2 separate regions of the Homo sapiens genome follow, and region 2 is linked to region 1. The links are chromatin contacts, found by Hi-C or POLR2A ChIA-PET in ENCODE. All regions are on one chromosome and are shown on one strand. The core of a region is the stretch at or near the end of the contact, and the rest is flanking DNA. Distances in the headings are between cores, read along the strand shown.

Evidence for each region. A loop is a pair of places that touch in the nucleus more often than their neighbours do. ChIA-PET counts read pairs that join two places held with the same protein, here RNA polymerase II (POLR2A). Pooled maps may share reads with other maps.
Region 2: a loop to region 1 is called in a map with no recorded cell type, with 5 times the contacts of the local background. The contact joins the enhancer-like site here to the promoter of DGAT2-DT in region 1. A Hi-C loop is called at or near these places in 1 of 168 maps with a recorded cell type or tissue (Caco-2), 6 of 37 single-sample maps with no recorded cell type and 9 of 50 pooled maps. POLR2A ChIA-PET finds 5 or more read pairs at or near these places in 6 of 52 experiments (HEK293, OCI-LY7, activated B cell and 2 more).

Annotation. Positions count from the first base shown.
Region 1 is chr11:75,767,397-75,770,096 of GRCh38, reverse strand. DGAT2-DT (DGAT2 divergent transcript) reads left to right here and starts at 1,450. Exons shown (of 4, transcript NR_046090.1): 1 at 1,450-1,603. DGAT2 (diacylglycerol O-acyltransferase 2) reads right to left here and starts at 1,319. Exons shown (of 8, transcript NM_032564.5): 1 at 985-1,319. The coding sequence starts at 1,105. RefSeq lists silencers at 1,000-1,239, 1,320-1,429 and an enhancer at 1,516-2,016.
Region 2 is chr11:75,872,252-75,874,951 of GRCh38, reverse strand. All of the region lies in intron 3 of UVRAG (UV radiation resistance associated), which reads right to left. Among named protein-coding and RNA genes, the nearest start is that of UVRAG, 58 kb to the right of the region's middle. RefSeq lists an enhancer at 876-1,377. Within about 2 kb of position 1,416, at least 4 of the 41 ENCODE cell types and tissues checked have a DNase peak (open chromatin) inside an H3K27ac peak, as active enhancers do; they include OCI-LY7, where a contact is called at or near this core.

The DNA.
Region 1 (2,700 bases), core at 201-2,700:
TAAAATGCTAATAGGAAGGTATCTTTGGATAGTCGATTTACCAGAAATTTTTTTCATTTGTCTATATTTTCAAAAATTCCATAATTAGCAAGCTTTATTTTTGTAACAAAGGTGGGCGGTGTAGGCGACCGTTAGTTACTAAAGAAAAATCCATGTCAGAGAGGCTCAGCAAACAGAATACAGACTTAGAAAGAGGGAGAGGGGCTTCATGCAAGACACACACGCAGACCAGGACAGCTGTGATGACTTCCCAGGGTCTACCGGATTTGTACTTGAATCCAGGGGTCAAGGCATCAGCTAAGGAAAACTTAGGCATGCTTCCTCCCACTTCAGTTTCTCCAGCTCTAGGTAAGGGAGGTGGGGGTTGGAAGAGTTGCTATTCCTCGCTTGGGAAAAGCTGCGGGGGGTGCGGGGCGGGGGTTGATTTCAACTCTGCGCGATTCACTGAGGACCTCAGTTCTACCTTGGAGGACATGCAGGGTCCTCTCCGCTGCCTTCTAAGCATGCCAGGCTCAAGAGTTGCTGCTATGTGGGCTCCAGAGCCTGGGCGAGAGGATGGATGTGGGACAGAGGACAGGGCAGACACACCTGTTCCAGTCGGGCATGTTCCCCGTCTGGTGGCTGTCTCAGGAGACGGCAAAACCCATACCATCCTGCCCATCCAGTCTATCACTGCCAAAGCTCGCTCTACCTGGTGAAGGGAGAGGGGAGGGAAGTGCCAGGGGTCACCAGCCGCAGTGGGGGCTGGGGAGGAGTTCTCGAATATCCCTAATAACTAAGAATGGTGGGTGGTACCGCTCCCACCTCACGGATGAGGGAAACAAGCTGGGGGGCGGGTGGAAAGCGATGTAACAGAGGTCGTAAAAATTGATGAGTGCCACAGTGGAGAATGAACGTGGACTCATCAGTACCCACCAGCCTGCCACAGGGCCCTTTCCAGAAAATCTTCTCGCAGGTCCATAACCCCTGCGCCGTGGCACTCACCCCATCTCCCAGACCCCTCGCGCGACAGCGCAGGTCCTCCGTGAGAGCGCTGGCTCCGGTCAGCCTCGGCCTGACGCTCGCCGCGCAGGACCCCGGAGTAGGCGGCTATGAGGGTCTTCATGGCTGAAGCCCGCCCAGTCACGGCCCCGCGGGAAGCCGCTTCACCCCGCGCCCCTGGCCCATGCCCCGGCCCCCGGGGCCAGGGCTTCGCGCAGAGCACAGGGGTCCCGGGACGGCGTCGAGGCTGGGCGGCTAGGACACCTGGAGCTGCGGCCGGCGGCCAGTGGTGGCGCGAGAGAAACAGCCTAGACCCCAGCAGAGGCGGCAGCCGCGGCGCTGGCGTCCCGGAGCGCAACACTTTATCACCTCACAACGGGGCAGGCGCCGACGCGGCGGGCGGGGCGGGCCGTTCTAAGCCGCCGCCCGCGCCACTTGCTTGTGGGGGAACCGCACCTGAGGCTCTGCTTGGCGCGGGCCCGGGGCTGGCCAGCAGCCTGCTCCGCGCGGATCCGGGGAATGCGTGAGAGGAGAGCAGCTCTGAGCCCTGCTTCCAAGGGGCGCGCCCGGTTATTCCCCTCGCTCCCTCAGTCCGACCCCGGGCGCTCCCCCGCGGAGATTGGTACGGCCCGGCGGCCAGTACCCGGGCGGGGAAAACCAAGCACGTGCGGTGCAGGCAGAGGGCGTGCAGGGGGTCGGGCCTTTACTCTTTAGGAGGGGCTGTCTTTTGGCAGCAAAGATGCGAAGGTCCCGCTTTTGGTCACTGGTATCAGGATTAGTTAGGTTAGGGCTGGGTATCTCAACCACCCAAACTGCTTCTGGCTTTCCATCTCTTTATTAAGAAACCTCACAGAGCACCTATACCCTGCTGGGTGCTGGGGACCCAGCCAGATCAGCCCAGGTTCTGCCCTTGGGATGCTCACGCTGGGGGGCAGCAGAGACAGCCGCACACAGTCACTGGTGACAACGGCCGGGACAAGCGAGAAACCAGGGGGCTATGGAACCACAGAGTAGAGAAGACTCTGCCCTGGGCTGGGGGAGTGGGGGCGCTGGTGCACTTCCCAGAGAGGTTGGTGCACAGCAGGTTTGGAATCAGATAGACTAGGAGTCCAGTTCTTGCCCTGCCTCTCTTGAGCCTCAGTTTCCATATCTGTAAAATGGGAATAATAATTATTATTTTTGTGAGGTACTTTGAGAAGTAAATGAGATAAGGTATAAAAAGAGCCTAGGTAGTGTCTGGCACATAGAAAGCATTCCAGAATGGTTTGCCCATTAATGAATAGGAATTTTGCAGATGGAAGGTGTGAGGGCAAAGCAGAAAGATAGGCATAAAGTGTTAGAAAAGCCAGCATGTTTGGGGCAGGGCTGGGGGCCCTGGAGTGGCTGGAGCCCAGGCAACTGTGGAAAATGAGGCTGAAGTGAGAGGCGCGGGTGCTTGAACTGAGAGAGGTTTGGGAGTGCCACTCTTGAGATATTGGGGGGGAGCCGGGTCTTGGGAGAGCTTTAGTAGGGAAATGGCTGGTCAGGTGGGTTTTAAGTGTCCTTAGCCATGGTATGGGAAATGGACAGGAGAGGCTGTAGGTCAGGAGGGCAGTGGGGAGGCTGTAGGGGCGGGGGATCCATGTGAGAGAGGATGAGCCTCAAGGCACGGCAGTGGTAGAGGGAATGGAGGGAAGGCCTGATCTAGGGAAGAGCATAGGAAGCGAGATCCACCAGCAT
Region 2 (2,700 bases), core at 167-2,666, 100 kb before region 1:
AACAGAACCACTGGCTTGTGGAATGGCTTTAAAGAATCACGTAGCTTCAGCCTTTCCTCTGAAAAATGAAGAGAGCTGACAGGCAGAGTGGTAGAGAGGAAAGTGCTATAATGAAGCCACGTTGTTGAACTGCATAATTCCCTGTGTCTCAGAATCTTCAGTTATAAAACTATCACCTCACAGGGTTTTTATGAAGCTTGAACAGAATAGTAATAAAAAACTAATTACAGCAATAGCTACTATTTTAATACTTACTAGTGACAGTCACTATATAAAGTATTAATAATAGATAAAAAGGGCATAGAGAATGCTTATTCTAGCACATACAAATATTTAATCTGCTGAATAAGCCTTGTTAATCCTAACAATAAATCCACATGAAGTAAATAAGACAATTTGTTAATTCTAATAGTTAAGACGAAATACCATATTTCATCAAATCCAAGACATCACCAATCATAAAATGCATCATAATTGTATATACAACCAAAAAGAACTGGTTTTAAGATGCATCTAGATTGTGCAGGAATGTTAAATTGTGAAAAATTAAAAATCAATAAAACACAGAAACTGAGTCTTCTTGCCTAAGGTCACTTAGTAAAAACAGTATCAGAATTTGAATCTAGTTCTCTAGAATTTGTCTCATGTTCATTTTGTGTGTGTGTGTTGTTGTTTTTTTTTTCTCTTTCTACCAAATTACAAAAGACAGAATTTAGAACAAAGGCGGGCTAAAGAGAATGTCAACAATTTCCTTATTTTATATCTCACAGCCAGAGGCAGAAAAGGAAGAAAGAACTCTGCCCTCTGCCTATGCCCTATTCTCTGAGAGAAAGAACTGGGGAGACTCCACAGGTCTCACACTTGCTCTTGCTGCTCCATCACCAGACTCTACAGCTGACTAGAGCTGAGACAAAACAAACGACTAAACATAATAGCAAAGCCTAGACCACTACTACAAGAATGAAGCATTCATTACAGATTAGCTAAGAAGGAACTGGCCCTTCACTGGTTCACCCAACTGTCCACCGAGGACGCTGAGAAAACTGTAGCTAGGAATGCTGGGGAAAAGCCTTCTAGCCTGCAGCCTGAGGATGTGCCTGCTCCCCTGGAACTGAGTACCCTTCACCAACTCTACCTTACATGAGTAATGGCAATCATTTGTGAGCCATTTACTACATGCTGAGCACTATACCGGATTTAATTTAACATGAACTACAGGACAAACAAGCAAGCTGCGTACAACATAGAAAGAGACAAAATGAGGGCTTCCTCTAGCTTACATATGCTAGGAATGAAAGCAATAAAAGGGACCTTTGAATTTGCCTAGTCCACCTCAAGTTCTGAAATGAGGAAGCTGAGAGCCTCTGGTGGGACCCCCTCCCTGCCTCTACCCCCACCCATTCTTTTCCTGGTTAACGTTTCTCTGACCACTAGGTTTCAGTTCAAACATCTCTTCCTCAGAAGCCTTCCCAATTCTCTTTAACTGTCAGCCTTCTCTGCCTGCCACCGACTGCGAGGATGGGGCTTTTTTTGCTATTGTTTTCCCAAGTAGATAATACAGTAACCTGGAGACAAAGTAAGTATTCAAATATTTGCAGAATTAAAAAAAAAAAACTATTCCTGGCACTTTGCTGCAACAAGACCTAATCACTTTGGGGTCAAAAATATTAAATTTAAGGCCAAGACCAGAAAGCATAGCTTAAGATTCATTTGGAAAAAGTGATTCGCTTTCTCACCTAATATGAATCATGCTTTATAAATAGAGAATAAAAACCATTTTACTCATTTTTACTACTGGTATAATTATTACAAGAAAGGGGGAACAATGAAAGCTGTGTGTTCACTGATGTCCATGGGGCTGGCTGCCGCTCCTCTATGCTCCCATAGGAACCTGTGAGTGGTTAACTTTCTTACGGCACCTGGCATGACACATCACCATCACTGATTTTTTTGCCTGTCTTCCCCTCCAGAACGTGAGCTCCTCAAAGGCAGGGATTTCTACTAGCGTATTTATCCTCTACAATATCCAGCACCATTACCAAAGGTTCAGTGTGCCAGGTACTATACTACTAATTTGACTATATATTCTTACTTAATCTTCATGAAACTCAAGAGTCCTGTGAAACAGACAGCACTATCCCAATTTTTCAGGAGAAGCTGATGCTAAGAATTATTAAGTCACTTGTCTAACGTCATATGGTTGGTTATATCTGGAACAGGAAGACAAAGTCAATATCTGACACTGACTCTAAAATCATGCCAGCAGGCCGGGAGTGGTGGCTCACACCTGTAATCCCAGCACTTTGGGAGGCTGAGGCAGGCAGATCACAAGGTCAGGAGATTGAGACCAGCCTGGCCAATATGGTGAAACCCCACCTCTACTAAAAAATACAAAAATTAGCCGGGCGTGGTGGGGCGCGCCTGTATCTCAGCTACTCAGGAGGCTGAGGCAGGAGAATCGCTTGAACCTGGGAGGCAGAGGTTGCAGGGAGCCGAGATCGCACTACTGCACTCTAGCCTGGGCGACAGAGTGAGCCTCCGTCTAAAAAAAAAAAAAAAAGGCAGCATTAGATCACTTTTGTATACGAGGAAGGCCATGTTGTGGGGACTGTCTAAAGTAAGAATAATGGAGCCTTATGTCCCAGGCAGCCCCTGAAGTTCGAATATAATATAATCATTAATGTTCCTCATGATAACCTT